Linked DNA regions of Homo sapiens: region 1 is linked to region 2. A link is an interaction called in ENCODE POLR2A ChIA-PET data of the cell type or tissue named here. Cell type or tissue: HepG2. All regions are shown on one strand.

Region 1 (8,000 bases), 86 kb after region 2:
CTGCTGGGAAAGAACCTCGGGGCAGAAAAACAACATGGCAATTCAGGAGGAAAATGAGGACGTGGAAGCAGGATCCAGCAGGTCAGAGTCCTGACCCCAGATTACCAGGCCAGGAAGGTGGGGGCTGGGGTGTTGTGAACCTGTTCCAGAACGCTCCCTTCACGCTCACCTGGCGCACTGTCACGCAGGGCTCAGCTAAAAGGTCACTTCCTCCAGGAAGCCCCAGACCCTGCCCCACCCACCCGCTGCCACATTCCTGGCAGGGCCCAGCGTCTCCTCACACTCCCTCCACACTGCCTGTGTGGTATCTGCCTGTGTCCTCCTGGGCCGCAAGCAGGGCTGCCTGTCTGCCCGGAGCCAGGCACGGGGTAGCGGTCAGTAACGCTTGCTGGGTGAGTGAATACCCAGGCCCACCACAACTCCAGCTCCCTTGCACAAGGGCCTAGACAGGGAGGTGGTCCCAGAACGGCCCACAGTGCCCCTCCAACCTCCAGCCTCCCCTTGAGGCAGCCACTCGCCGGGTGGGAGTGGACGTCAGGTGAGGTGACCAGGGCACAAAGCAGCACAGTCACATCAGCAGTGGTCTCCGTTTGCTACCTGCTTTTGCGCTGGGCCAAACACACACCTGCACCCTGTGTCAGGTGTGACCACTCCACATCCACCCGGGGGACGGGGAGTGCACCACCTTCCTACTGTGGAAATGGGTAAACTGAGGCTCAGAAAGGTGGAGCAAGTTGCCCAAAGGCATGAGCAAGCTACAGTTTCCAAGCTGGACTTGGAAACAGCTCCCTTAACGTGGTCCTCTTCCTCACTGTGCCATTCACCCACTCAGAAAATCCACACACTCCCTGCGCCCTGCACCCAGCAGTGCGCCGCGGACAGATAGGTCACGCCCTGCACCCAGCACTGCACCATGGACAGACAGGTCAGCACACAAGGCTTCTGCTTCCAGGACTTCCAGACAGGACACTCACTTTTCTGACTGGCCCCCGAAGTCTTCCAAGAACCTCCAATCTCTCAGGCCAACAGTTTCCCTCAAGGTCTGTACCTTGTGGTACCGTGGGGAGCGGGCCTCACCCACCCTCCTGCAGGGCCTTCCACGTGATTCATGCCCCTGGCAGAACCCAGCGTGCGTCATGGCCCAGAGCGAGTGTGGTCCATCTCAAGGCCCTTTTTACGGCCTTTTCCTGCTGACGCCAACCAAGGCAGGTGAAAGCACCAACAGGCCGTTTCACAGAATGAAGGGAATGAAGGCCTCATTTCATCAACTCCTACCCCGAGGCAGAACCCATCCCCTTACTAGGAAAGGCAGGCACCCCAGCCTGCCCCGGCACCCCCGCCATGTCCATGGCCTCCCCCACCAGGAGCTAGGAGGGCTGGACACAAACCCATATCCTCGCTCAGTGCTCAGTGGGCCAAGCCTGTCACCCACAGCAGGAACTTGCTGGGTCAATGTTATCTGCCTCTCTCCCTCCCTACCTGGCCTCCCACACTTGGCTTACCTCCCATCTTGGGGTCTGTTTCTGGGGGGCCCAGCCTCAGAGCCTTACAAAACAGGATTAAATAAAACTTGCCAGCCCTGGGCAGAGACTGTCACTCACACAAACCCCTCAATTTTCAAAACACGACATGTATTGCGGAAAGTATTAGCAGCAGCAACAGCCCCAGTTTACAGATAAGGAAACTGAGGCTCAGAAGTGATGTGGCCAAAATCACACAACTGAGAAATGACAAAGGACACAAAGTCTAGCTCCCTCCAAAGTCTCTGAGCCCCCAGCCTGCCTGGCATGGCCAAGGGAAGCCCACACGGGGCTGCTCACCCAAGAACACAGAGGCACAGTGCCCTGGGTCCAAGAGAGTGTTGAGCTCTAAGAGAATATTTAAATATCTCATACCTGTATGTTCACCTTTATACCTATGCAGTCACAGAATAGAACTTTCAATATTTGTCAGGAGAGAGGGACCCAGGAAGGCAGACGGGTCTCCTCCAACCCTCCCACACTTCTTCTCTTGTCAGGGGACTTTTAAAAATGCTATGTTGGCCAGGCGCCATGGCTCACACCTGTAATCCCAGCACTTTGGGAGGCTGAGGCGGGTGGATCACGAGGTCAGTAGTTCAAGACCAGCCTGGACAAGATGGTAAAACCCCATCTCTACTAAAAAAAAAAAGAAAATACAAAAATTAGCCAGGCGTGGTGGTGGGCACCTGTAATCCCAGCTACTCGGGAGGCAGAGGCAGAGAATTGCTTGAACCCAGGAGGCGGAGGTTGCAGTGAGCGGAGATCGCACCACTGCACTCCAGACTGGGTGACAGAGCGAGATTCCATTTCAAAAAAAAAAAATGCTATGTTGGCCGCCTCTAGGGTCATCCTCCCACAAGGGGATCCTTTCTGCAGCAGCTAGGTTAGGATGGGGTCCCTCAACCCCTGATGGAGGAGGCGACAGTGAGATCCTGAGTGGACTCTGGGACCAGCATCCTCTGGCCAGCAGTCCAGGGGGGCAGTCCCCCCAGCCCCGCCCAGCCCTGCCTCTCCTGGCCTCACCCTCGATGGAGGAGGAGACAGTGAGACCCTAGATTGGAGCCCTAGTAAGAAGATGGGCTCTGCCTCGGGGTTGCAGTTGATGAAACGAGGCCTTCATTCCCCACAAGGGAGAGGCTATTTATTTTAATTGTGGTAAAGTACACACAATGCCACAAACCTTCCGCACTATGGAGTTGTGGAACTTTTTCATGCCTGGCAAACAGACCCCCAAGCCCCTGAGAACTCTCTCCCCAGCGCCTTCTCCCGGCAGCTACGCATCTGGCTTTCTGTCCTGCGACGGAGCTGCTATTCTGGACGTTTTAAGAGAATCACGTGGGACTTGTCTTTCAGGCCTGGCTTCCCCGCCTTAGCATTCCATTTTCCAGGTTCATCCACAGATATTCTACTGCATGGACGGACTCTGTGTGGATCCCCCATTCATCCACTGAGGAAGCCACTCCTTTTATCCCCATCCTACAGAGAAGGAAACTGAGGCTCCAGGAAGGTCAAGCTCAAAAGCACACAGTGTGAGCAGCTCCAGGACTCCAGCCTAGGTCCTAACCACACTGCCCTGTGCCTGGACACCCCAAGGCTGAAGGGGGTGCCTCTCCTACAGCCAGGGACTGCGGCCAGAGGGGAGCGACCACGCAGCGAGGCTGAGGTGCTGGGAGTTGCGGAGCCCAGCTCCAGGCCCAGGCCACGCCCAGCCGCCCTGCCCCAAGCCTGCCTCCTTCCAGCTCTGGAATGAAAACAAATAAAACCAAGAGGGACTTCAGGCAGAGTGAGGCCCCCCCAGCATCCCACGAGGACCTCCGGCATCCAATGGGTGCCTGGTGTCCATTTGAGGAGCAGCCCAGCAGCTGTAGATGGAACAGCTCAGATCTGAAGGGGGTCTTGGCTTTCACCAAAATGACTGCGGGATCATTTCTCTCTCCCGTCCCAGCAGAAAGATGAGCTGGGGCCTAGGGGAGGGAGGCACAGATGGCCCAGTCACAGAGGGCAGGAGGGTCTCAGGATGCGGCGCTCATGAGCATGAAGGACTAGAACCTTCCGCCACCCCAGGGGGCCTGGGACACAGAATGTTGCCAGACAAGGATTGTCTAGGCACCTTGTGCACCGGGGACACGTGGCAATGGCCCTGGGGCCAGTCACCCTCCACGCATGACAGCTGTCACTTACCCAGGCAAATGACATGACAGGCGGTCCATCCCCATCCACGACAGCTGTCACTCACCTGGCACCTCTGGTTCCTGACAACAGTCAGAGGTGGGACATTGGAGCTGCAGGCAAGTGTCCAGAGCCTGCCCCTCAACACGCAGCCTGCAGCCCCTGCCGGACGCCAACCACAGACACGCCAGAGAACAGAACAAGGCAGAAAAACCAAAACATAGGCCTCAAAACTCGGGGGAGCAGCCGAGGTCAAGGGGGCAGCACCTGAGTCAGGAAGGCCACGCCAAGTCCAGGTGGCTCAGTACCTCAGGCCTCTGCCCCTCAGCTGGCAAAGGGGATGGGGCGTCCACCTGCCCTGGGGCACGCAGCTCCCACGCCCCCTGCCTCTGGAGATGTCCTACGTGTATGCGTCCACCTGCCCTAGGGCACGCAGCTCCCACGCCCCCTGCCTCTGGAGATGTCCTACGTGTATGAGACAAATGTGATGATCCCAGAAATGTGGCTGAAAACTGGACACACATTCAAGACCAGGAGCGGGGAGGCACACGGTGTTCGAGGGTGAGGCCAGGACAGGCAGGGCTGGGCAGGGCTGGGGAAACTGCCCTCCCTGGCCCGCCGGCCAGAGGATGCTGGTCCCAGGGTCCACTAGGAGGATCTCACTGCCACCTCCTCCATTGCAGGCTGGGGGACCCTCTCCTACTCCAGCCACTGCAGAAAGGATCCCCCTGTGGAAGGATGACCCTGGAGGCAGCCAACACAGCATTTTTTAAAGTCCTTAACAACAGAAGACAGGCAGGCACCCCCTCCCCACCCCTATGCAGATTTCAAAGAACACAGGGCTGGGAGGCCTTGAGGAAACTTGGAGACGGGCTCCCCAATCCTGGGAAGGCCACAGCCCGCAAGCACCTGGCGGGTCACGGAAAGATACCGCGTGTTCGCGCTGCCTTTGAACCCAAAAGTACAAAACAAACCAACAGAAATACTGATGACTTCAGGGCCAAGCTGGCCTAGGGGACAAGGAGTAGGTCTGTGAGAATGATTTGTCTTCATCCTTACACAAACTCTGTAAAGACTGACAGATGAACCCCACAAAACAGAAACACTGTTTCCAGCAGCATCAGGATTGCAAAACCTGCAGCTGCCAGGCAGCAGGAGACCTAACTCAGGGGCGCAGCCGCTCAGTCTGGCCCAAAGTTCAAGCTCCCACTGCCCAGTCCTGTCCCCTCCACGGTCCTGTATTTGTCATTCTTGTTTATCTTTTGGATTCAGAAGCCAAACAGCGTCCCCAGCTCCAGGCAAAGAGTCCTTCAGAACACGAAGCTTCAGGGGACCAAAAACCGGGCACCTGAGCCTGGGGCTGGCCCCGGTGAAGAAGGGGGCTCATCAGAGCTGAGGGGGTCAGGGCAGGGGAGTTCGCTGGGTTTAGGGTCTCCTCCAGCCAGCTCCTGACCCCAGTGTGAGAGCAGGTCTGCAGGTCCCGGAGCGCCCACCCCAGCCGCGTCAAGTGGGCACATGGGGAGGGGCACTGAGGCTTCGGAAGAGCTTTCGTGCCAGGGGTGGTGGTGTCGGAGAGGCGAGCTCATGGCTCCACCCTGCAGGGGCTGGGAGACATGTCCGCCGAGCACTTCCCACTTGCCAGGCACCGGGCTGACAGCCGGGTCCTCGGCCAACCCTTGGGAGGGGCTCCTAAAATACCCCCTTTGACAGCGGAGAATGCAGGGTCCAGAGAGGCGCCACGGGTCTGCCACGAGGTGCTGAGCCAGGATCTGAACGCGGCTGTCAGAGGCTCAACGCTGTGTGTGCGGTCTCCACCCTAGGAATGTGTCGGCCGCTCAGTGCCCAACCACACACGAAGCCAGGCCCAGAGGAGATGGGTCCCCAGGCAGGGGCTGCATGAGGACGGCTCGGCTCCCAGGGCAGCAGGAAGGAGCGGACGCCGCAGCCGTCCGGAACTCGGACAGAGGATGTTGACAGGGAGGGAGGACAAGCAAATGAAGACTTCCTGCAGCAGAGACACAGAGCCCGGAGCCACGGCCGCCGGCAGGACAGGCAGCCAGGCACTAATCCGGGCCCGGCCCCGCCTCCGGCCATGTCCCAGAGCCCCACCACTGACCTCTGGCCCACGAGGACCTCCTGCTGTCAGCCTGCTGACTTTGCCAGGGCCCCGAGCTCCCCAACAGGCCCCAGCTGAACTCACTCAGCTGAAACGGCATTCGGGGAGCACAGGTGCTAGTGGTGAGGGGAAGGCGGCGCCAGCTGCGCACCCCACCGCCCTGTCACCTCATCAGGGAGCCTGCCGGCGTCACCTGAAGGCAGCCCTGCCTTCTGCCTGCCTTCTCTCTCTCATCTGAAAGTGCCATCTTCCTCTCTCCATTCATCCTTATTCTGTGCCCCCTCCAGAAAGCCAGCAACACCAAGCACAGGGTTTCTGCCTCTGCGGCTCAATGCCACGAGCCAGTGCGCGACACACAGAGTAGGGTGGAGAACAGGCTGGGCCACCAGCCACCCGGGAGCAGGAGGCCCAGGACCGGAAGCCATGTGGCCAGAGGGCAGAGCTGGTCAGCCCTGGGGCCATCTCTGGACTCAGGCACCTGGTTCTCTGTCTCCCAACCTCCCACCAACCCAAGGGGCCATTTTGCCGGTGGAGGGGGGAAGTGAATGGCGCTCCAGAGGCAAGAGACCTGCACGGGCTGGCACGAGGCCTCAACCCCCACACAGCTGCATGACCTCAGACTGGCCCGTCACCTGTCCCTCCTTCATCCATTAACCAGGGCAGAGCCGCCCCCACCTGGTGCTGCCCAGAGTCTTCCAAGGACCAGGGGAGGTGCCAGTGCTGGGCGGTCCTGAAACAAACCCACCCAGAATAGAGAAAGGGCATGTGTCAGGGCAGAGGGGCCCTGGCAACAAGATCTTTCCCCAGGGCACTGGGGTGCTGCCCCCGACCCTGACACCGCAGAGGCTGATCATCACCCAGCTGCCCGACCAGCCATGGGGCATGGCCACCTCTCTGGAACCTTCTATCACGCATCTCCCTGGGTCTCAGACTCATCATCTGCTGCAGGGAAACACCATCCCCTGCAAGGCAGAGGGAAGAACACCAAGCAGGTGGCCCAGTGCCAGCCAGGTCGAGCTCTGCAGTGAGCGGCAGCCGCTGCCTTATGTCTCTACTCATCAGAGCTGGTGGCATGCAGCTTCCTCTGCCCCAACTGCTGCTGGAACGCAGATTTCAAAAACTGCAACACCCCTTCCAGCAATGATCCAGGATGAAGCACTGTGGCAGCGCCTCCAGTCTGTGGCCACACAGAGCCCTCTCTGTAGAACAACCACCTGTCTCCAACCCTTAGCTACCAAAAGCCATCTACTTTTCAGGGCATCTCAAGTACCACCTCCTCCGGGAAGCTCTCCGCCATCACCCTGCCCCCAGGGATCTAAATACCTCATTTGCTGAGGACTAGCACAGCTTGCTGTTGACCCTGCCAACAGCAAAGCCTGCACGTGCCCCATCTTCGCCCAGTCAAACCCAGGAGGCCCTGGGGAGAAGCAGGAGACGGGGTGAGGCCCCTTCTTCAGCGTCCCGTGTTGCCAGCAGGTTTTCCTCACTCATGGTCCTCATGTGAGTATTAACAGCTCCCTTCCCCATCTCAGACTTAGGTGTTGTAGGACCATCTGGCTCACCTGATTCTGCTTGCCCCAGAATGCCTCCTTCTGCAGACAGGCACTAGTGACCACGACCACACCCCCCACTATACCCGTGCAGTGTCCAGGTGCGCCCAGCAGCGCGCCCAGGGCTTCACCTTCCACTTGGCGGCGAGAGGGGAGGGGAAGAGAGGTGGGTAGTGAGGCGGCAGTCTCAGGAAGAGAGCCACTCCCTCAGGCCGCCCGCTGCACTCTGCTCTGATGCTGAGGGAGGGCAGGCGGCGGGTGAGGGCCGGTGCCCTTCACTGGGAGTGAGCCGCCGGGCTCGGGGTGAGGGTGCCGAGTCCTGAGGCTCAGTGGGCCCTGCTGTGGGGTAGAAACTGCGCTGGGCGCCAGACACACACTTTTTGCACCAAATCTTTCCAAGAGTCTGCAAGGTGGCCACCGTCATCCCATTTCAGACAAGGAGGTTGAGCTCGAGGGACACGGCCACCAAGAAGATGCTATGTGTGGCCAAGCGAGTGTGGTCCCCACTGCCGCCCCTGCGGGCCACTCATCGTGTTTCCAAGCATTTCCAAGGATCTCTTTCTGGCAGTGTCATTCCAGACACGAGGAGCCCGGCCTCTGTCAGGAAAATGGGGCTGAGAGCAAAGCCCCCTCTAGACTGCCCCA
Region 2 (8,000 bases):
ATGAGCCTTGAGGGCCTTGTGCTAAGGGAAATAAGCCAGTCACAAAGGACAAATACCACGGGACTCCCTACAGGAGGTCCCCGCAGGACTCTCTTACATGAGGCCCCTGGAGCCGGCAGACTCACGCAGACAGCAAGCAGAAGTGGGGAGCCAGGGGCCAGGGGAGGCTGGGGTGAGCGCTGAATGGGGGCAGAGTGTCCGCCTGGGCGGATGAAGCAGTTCGGGAGACGGACGGTGGTGACGGCTGCACAGCAACGTGAGTGTGTTCAGAGCCACCGACCTGTGCCCTGGAAAATGGTTAAGAAGCTAAATGCTATGTTCTGTGTATTTTACCACAGTCAATAAAACAAAACAAAGCAGCAGCTGCATGTGGGGGCCACGCACACCTGGATCTTCCAGGCCTCCAGCTCTTTTGAACCCAAGGCCAAACACGGACAGGCAGGCCCAGACATGTCTGTCCCTACACCACCGGCCCTGGGTCATGGGGCAGTTTCCATAGAAACCGCTGTGTCCAGGAGCCACGTCACTCTCACAGATGGACAGACAGACGGATGCAGCTCTGGGAAGGGCTTTTCCAGCTTCCACATCTCCAAGTCTCAGCCTCATCGTGGACACGATAAGACCAACGTCCCCCAAACAGGGTCAGAGCTAGACAAACACCAGACTCCACCCCAATTAGTATCATGAGCCTGAGCCGACTGATCTGTTCCAAAGGGCGTCATCCCAGCGGCTGGCTGCAAGATACTTAACATTTAATTTCTAGGTCCAGGGAGGCTGCCATTAGCAAGATTAATTGTGTGCACACACAATTTAATTTCCCCCACCTCAGAAACAAAAGTGACACTTACCCCAATTACAGGACGCTGGGCCCTGGCGGACAGCCCGTCATTCGCATTCGCAAGGAGACGACACGAACAGCATGGAAATGAAGCGCCCCTGCCAGGGGGGCAGGGACACCGCGTCCCCGTCCCTGGGGAAGCCTCACTTCTGAGGAGCTCTTTGCTGAGATCAAGATGGCCTGAGGCAGGTCCGGCAGGGATCTGGAGCTGAGCTGAAAGGGGTCTCAGTGCTGCCTGCTCTTCCGCCCTCGGGGTGGGAAACCGAGGCCCAGCAAACCACAGGCTTGGGGTCGGATACCAGATGACCCCAGACAAGCTGACCCCCAGGTCTTGGCCTGGGTTCCTCGTCCAGGAAACTAGAGTCATCACAGTGCTCCTCTTACAGCGGGTGCCGAAGGGTGGGGGCTCACGGGCACGAGCCTAGAACATGCCCACGCCTGTGTGGGAGACAGCATGCCCACTCTGGGTGCTAGCTGCTGGCTTTCTAGACTGGCCTGACCCCTCCTAAGAGCCTAGGAGTCAAAGGGGTGGGGGAAGGCGGCCACTGGCACAGTGATCTGCGGTCCTCGGTTCCCTTCTCTCCCCAAGGCCACCCTGAGACCCCTGGAAAGACTAAGGGATGCTTGGGAGGGAAAGGCACTGGGTCCAGGGCCTGGGGGAGCACATAGCTTGCCTTGGGGCAGGTGTGGGCAGCCCACAGCTCCGCAGCAAGGACCACCCCAGTCCCACACTGCAACTGCACAAATACATTAAGCCAGCCGGCCCGTCAGCACCTGCTTCCTCAGCGACCGAGTGCGTCATGAAATCCCAGGAAACTCCCCAGGGCACCCAACGAGGCTCGGCTGTTTGTTCAGAAGACATTTCATTTACACACACACACAAAAAATTTTTTTCTTCTCTGTCCCCCGTTAAACCTAATCAGGCTTCCCCGATGTGATGGTGTTTTACTCATGTCTCAACTGTTAATGTCGATACAAGGCTGAAGACCCCACAGCTTCCATGAAAAAAGAACTCCAGGCTGGAATATTAGTGTTTCCCATGAATAATACATGACCCCGCAGGGCCACTCCTGGGATGACTCCACGAATTACTGTCTCTGCAGTGGAAGGACCTGTCATCCTGGCTGGGAAAATTAGCTAGTAACTAACAGGATATGGGCACACTCCGGGAGGCTATGGTGCCAGGGTGTGGGATGGTGACTCGCAGGGGCTGAGGCAGGTCCCCAGGCAGGAGTGGCAGCCAGGGCATGGGCAGCACGGATCGTGCCAGCCTGGCACATCCACAGGGCACAGAGCCCTCCACACAGCCGAGACTCCAGGGGGTGGAACCAGGGAGCCCAGGCCGGGAGTCTGGGCAGTGGTTTCTTCCGAGGAGCCAGAACTCGGCTCCACCGCGACCACACGGAGCCTTGCTGCCTGTCACAGAGGGACTGACGGCGCGTCTCACGCAGGCCGTGGGGCAACCAGGAGGAATCGTGGCTGTGAGTCCAGGAGTGAGCACGGACTGCAGCTTCCCAGCCCCGGACTACATTTCTTCCTTCCAAGAGGTGCAGGAAGAAACCACTTGGGAGAGCAGAAATGGGAAAAGTGCCGAGGGTCAAGGGGCCACGGCTCTCCCTAGCTGGAGCAAAGACGACCGCCCCCCACCACCCCCTAGAGTCCCTCTCCCCTTTGTCCATGAGAGGCAGATGCTTGATGGCTCAGGACTGCCTGCTAAAGACAGCACTCCCCACCCTCCCTTGCAGAAAGGAATGGCCCCAGAACCACGCTCTGGACACTGTGTAAGAAAGGAAGGGGAGGTGAGGAAGGGTCATGCACTTAAAAGGAAACAGCTGCCTCCCCTGCTTCTTTCCTGCTGCATGGAACACGGACGAGATGGCAGGAGCTCAGCAGCTACCTTGAAGCACTTAGGTGGAAGCCGCACGCTGGTGACGGCAGAGTGAGATATTCAGCACGCCTGAGCTGCTTGTGGGGACTATGGCACTGCCTGGGATGTGGGCACTACGGAGGGGCATCTCTCTTGCTACCTCACTGCCAGCCACCCATCCCTGCAAACTGGCAAGGACCTGCCACCTTTCACACCTGATAAACAAAAATACTTTAAGGTCTTCTAATATCTATTTGGGCATTTTCTGGTCTGAAGTGGGGAAGTTAAATGAAATAAGGTAGAGGAGTGAAAAATGTAAAAAAGGCAAAGAAGATTTTCTCTCCAAGGCTCTTGCAAGGGAGCACCAGAGCCCTGCTCAAGGTGCTCAGCAAGCAGAGGCCCGGGGGACAAGGGTGCAGGGGGCTGCCAGGGCCCGGCACTCACGCCACCCTCAGGAACACAGTCTCCAGCTCCAGCTTCTTCTCCCTCCCTCCCTCCCACTCTCAGCAGGAGGGATGGGGGGGAGGGTGGTGGGGAGGGATGGAGGGAAGGGATGGGGGATGGAGGGGGAGACAGAGGGGAGGAATAGAAGGGAAGGGATGAAGGGGGAGGGATAAAGGGGAGGGATGGAGGGGGAGGGAAGGGAGATGGAGGGGAGATGGAGGGGGGATGGAGGGGGGACGGAAGGGGAGGGATGAAGAGGAGGGATGAAGAGGAGGGATGGAGGGGGAGGGATGAAGGGGGACAGATAGAGGAGAAGGATGGAGGGGAGGCATGGAGGGGGAAGGATGGAGAGGGATGGAAGGCGAGGTATGGAGGGAAGGGATGGAGGGGAAGGAGGGAAGGGAGGGAGGGGAAAGAAGGAGAGGGATGGAGGGGAGGGAGGGCGGGGGATGGGGGAGGGATGGAGGGGGAAGCGGGAGGGATGAAGAGGAGGAATGGAAGGGGAGGGATGAAGGGGGAGGGATGGAGGGGAGGGATGGAGAGGAGGCATGGAGGAGAGGCAGGGAGGGGGAGCGATGGAGAGGGATGGAAGGAGAGGTATGGAGGGGAGGGAGGGAGAGGGATGGAGGGGGATGGAGGGAGAGGGATGGAAGGGGATGGAGAGGAGGGATGGAGGGGAGGCATGGGGATGGAGTTGGGAGAGGTGGGGATAGAGGGCGTGGAGTGAGAATGGAGGAGAGGGGTAAAAGTAGTGGATGAGTGGACCAAGGCATTCGGGGGAGAGGTGGAGAGAGAGGGAGAGAGGAAAAGGGGATGGAGGAGAGGGACAAAGGACGGGGTGCCAGGGGTGTGGGGAGACGAAAGGGATGAAAGAGGTGGGGTGTGGGGAGGAGGGGGAAGGAGAGGGATGGGGGCATTGGGTACGGGGTGGAAGGGACCCAAGGGCGGGGTGGGGGATGATGGAACAGAGGCCAGTGGTGCAGGGGAGGGGTAGAGGGGGATAAAGGGGAGATGAGGGGAGGGGTGGGGATCAGCAAGGGGCCTGCTCAGGTGCCAGTGGGAACAGGTGTCCCGGGTTGGCTGCATGGGGCTGTGCTGCTAGGAAGTGAGGCCTCCTGGTGCTTCCGCAGGGCTGCAGGGCTTTGTGAGCCAGGAGTGTCCTTTGAACACAAACAAGCCTCTGTTTATTTTGGAAATGTGGGGGCTGAGGAGGTGGGGAGTGAAAGCTGACACTCATTAGAGCACCCTTACCAGTGCACACACCTCTGTCTATAAGCACACTGGGGAGGAGACAGAATTAAGTCACTTGGCCAAGATCATCCCAGGGGTCAGCAAAAATCAATCTGCATCAATCCCTGGGCCCCATGCAGGGCTCGGCCAAAGGGCAGCCGAGCACCTAACCCGCCTGGCCGTCCCTCCTGGGTCTCCGTGCCTGAATCGGGCGTCAGAGTCCAGCAGAGACAACTGTCCTTCGGCTCCAACAGGGACACAGGGGCACAAGGAGCTCAGGAGGGCAGGGCAGGCTGAGCTGCAGGGCTAGAGGGAGGAGAGGACTCACAGGCCAGAGATGCAAGAGGAGGGGCGAATCCGGGCCAGGCTTCAGCTCAGAGGCCATTGCAGACGAGAAAAGCGGACCTGGCCCAGCCTTGGCAATAAAAAGCATTCCAGGTTCTTGTAAGGGGGAAAGAAAGAGCCAAGCGGTCTCCATCCACGGGGAACTTGCCCGAGCCCACCCCCAGAATTATCATCAGGATGATGTCTCACAAAAAGACTTCAAAGTGAGACCAGGAACACCATCTTCCTGGTCGTGAGGAGCAGGTTTTGCTGGGCGGTGAGGGGCCCTGGCCCTTAGACACGCAGTAAGGCGGACTCAGCTGCCCTTTCTCTCAGAGGACAGCACGGTCCAAGATCTATGGCTCTGAGTCCGATCTGGGCACTTACCAGACAGCCTGAGTCCCACCTCCCGCGAAGACTCCTCTTGCCACCCTCCCAAATCCACAGGCCTCTAAAGGTGGGAGTCTGACAGCCAGGTGCCTTCAGGCTGTGGAGGGGTCACACAAAGGCCCCACAGCTGCAGGGTGGAGGGTGGAGAGGGCTGAAGAGGAAGGGAAGAAGGAGAAAGGGAGGGAGGAAAGAAGGAAGGAGGCTCGGGTGGCGAAGGCGGCGGCAACAGCAGCTGGGCCTCAGCTGGTCCTCGGTCCCACAGTCGGGCAGCGCCACGGTGGGGCAGCGTGGAGGAGGAGGCCCTAGCGACAACTCTGGGGTCCTCAGGTGGCAAGGGACCTGCCCCGCACGGCCGCCTACCAGGGGCGAGCCCTCCCTCCCCGGCCTTCATAAAAGCAAAATCTAGACAAAGGAGCCAAGATGGCCGACACCCACTCCGGCCAGCTCCAAAGGTCACCTTCAAGAAACGGAGTTTGCAGGAAGTCAACGGTGCCTGCAGAACAGGGGCGAGCACCCAGCCCAGCCAAGGCCAGGAGGAGCCCAAGCCTTCCTCCGTCGCCACACGGCAGCTTTCATTGCCTGAACCTCGGAGGGTGGCGGGACGGTGATTCCACCCACAGCCGCGATGACCGAGGCCCAGCATCGCAGCAAGTGGCAGAGAAGCCAGAGTCCAACTACCGCCCCTGAAACCCACCGCACCTGACCCACACAGCAGCGGCGAGAGTCGGGCGCCCACGTGTACCACACACACAGTTGAATGCTTTACTGGACCTCACGGATCCTCACAGACCTCTGGAAAGTTCTGTCGTAATCTCCACCTTACATCTGCAGAAACTGAGGCTCGGGGAGAAGGAAGACAGTAACGGGCCCAAGGCCACCCCGCCAAGCAGCATGACATCCACCCCACAGCCCATGGCTGAGAATCCATCCCCCACTCCCCGCCTCCACTGCCCGTCAGAATTCAGGGAAGCTGCACGGGTGAGACCCTAGAGGTCACCTCGCTGGATCCGCCACAGTACCCACTGCCACCACCATGTCCGCTCTAAAGTGCACTGTGAGGGATCCAGGGACCGTGGACACACAGGGTTCCACCCTTTCCCAAGGATGGGGGAGCCGGGGCCCGGCCTGGCCAGGGATGGTGCCGGCCATCAGCACCGGCTGCAGCCAGACCCAGACCTGGTGCAACTGACCCAAGAAGGAGACCTAAGCTCCTTCAACAAAGGCTGGTGACAGGAGAGGCGGCTGGGTGCATCCATCCACAAAACCAACAGGAACACTGTGGCCACAGGAGCCACAAGGATCACAGGGCCCAATAAAGGTGGAAACCGCCTTTACGCCCTCTGAGCCCAAAGGAGAGGCCCCCAGAAACCCCAGAGCTCCCCGGGTGACCCTGCACAAGGCGGCTGTTGGGAAATTTTGCCACAGTTGCCCTCTGTCCAGGGAGGCATGAGGGCCCAGCAGGGTTCACAGGCTCCCAGGAGGAGGAGGGGCCAGCCCTTTCCCCACCGTCTCAGGCAGATCCTTAACCCCAAGGGGACCACAAACCCCTCCAGGAATCTAAGGAAGGCTGTGGGCCTCTCCCCAGAACACAGGGCACCCCAAGAGGCTCCAGATCCTGGCGCCCACCCTGGACCCCCAGAGAAAGAAGTCCAGACTTGGGGCCCCTGAGGTGAAACAGCAGCCTGTCCCCCAGCAGGGCCTGCCATGACGCTATGACCCTAGGCAGGGTCCAGAGCTGAGCACTCTGCTAGCCCTCACCGGCCCTAGACCCTGGGGTAAAGGACAGGAGACAGCACAGGCGGAACACAGAGCCCTGGCCATCGGTGTCACCGCTGTTGACGTGGGAGGCAGGAGGAAGGGCAGGGGTTGATGTTCTGAAGATCGCGTGGGGGGCGTCCGGAGATGGTGTGGGAGAGGGCGGCAAGAAAGAGGGAGTCAAGCTCCAAGCCGAGGCACCGAGGGCCGCCCGCAGGAGAATGACACCAGCACAAGGGGCAGGGGAGGGGGACAGGGGCTCAACTCCTACAGCAAAGAGTCAACAGGTGTTGAAAGCAGGGAATCAAGGGCTGGGCTCTATGGAGATCTCTGAGGGCTCCAAAGGTGACCGCAGGAGAATTAAAGACACAGTTATAGGTGCAGCTCCTGGGGGAGGCCTGGCGGGGCTGGGGTCGGGGAGGCAGGAGGCCACCATTCATTTCAAGCCTGTCTGTAACATGACTCTTTCTGCCGTGCGCATCTATAATTACCCTGCAAAAATAAAAAATAAAAATGTAAATGAGCAACTCAAATGTCCGTCAACAGATGAATGGGCAAACAAATTGCGGTGGAGCCACTATGGACTATCACGCCGACGTGAAAAGGAGAGAAGCTCTGATTCTCACCGCAACGTGCCAGCGGGTGCCAGCCAGGCACAGGGACAATCTATTGTGACATTCCATTTATAGGAAGTTTCCAGACCAGGCAAATCCACAGCAATTTGAATTAGTGGCTGCCAGGGGCTGGGGAAATTTGGGGGGGATGAGGAGTTACTGCTAATGGGTTGGGGTTTCTTTTTGGGGGTAATGAAAGCGTTTTAAAATTAGTGGTGGATACATGGCCTTGTGAATACACTGAAAACCCCTGCACTGCACACTTCAAACGGGCGAACCCCATGGTGTGTCAACTGCATCTCAACAATGCTGCTACTTTAAAAAGAGCAAGAACATCAGCTTTCTACACACTGGCAAAAAACTGTCTTGTAAGGCCAGAGTTGTCTGGTTCTCGGCCTTCTTAATTGGCAGCCACACTAAAATCTTTTTTTTTTTTTTTTTTTTTAATTGATCATTCTTGGGTGTTTCTCGCAGAGGGGGATTTGGCAGGGTCATAGGACAATAGTGGAGGGAAGGTCAGCAGATAAACAAGTGAACA

What was found. Peaks named below come from ENCODE experiments on the same cell type or tissue, not always from the same donor. Only the 100,000 strongest peaks of a DNase experiment are listed, where the experiment ranks them.
Region 1: POLR2A ChIA-PET joins it to region 2 with 19 read pairs; 4 of 35 experiments call an interaction of 5 or more read pairs at or near these places.

The regions. Positions count from the first base shown.
Region 1 is chr9:133,973,876-133,981,875 of GRCh38, forward strand. All of the region lies in intron 1 of VAV2 (vav guanine nucleotide exchange factor 2), which reads right to left. Among named protein-coding and RNA genes, the nearest start is that of VAV2, 14 kb to the right of the region's middle. RefSeq lists enhancers at 4,804-5,321, 5,835-5,884, 5,838-6,353. In HepG2, no CTCF peak of the experiment used is centred here; DNase peaks (open chromatin) are centred at 166, 4,896 and 5,686; H3K4me3 peaks cover 2,520 bases.
Region 2 is chr9:133,888,043-133,896,042 of GRCh38, forward strand. The region is part of intron 2 of VAV2 (vav guanine nucleotide exchange factor 2); the gene reads right to left. Among named protein-coding and RNA genes, the nearest start is that of VAV2, 100 kb to the right of the region's middle. RefSeq lists enhancers at 1-598, 1-1,135, 599-1,293. In HepG2, no CTCF peak of the experiment used is centred here; DNase peaks (open chromatin) are centred at 439 and 4,429; H3K4me3 peaks cover 351 bases.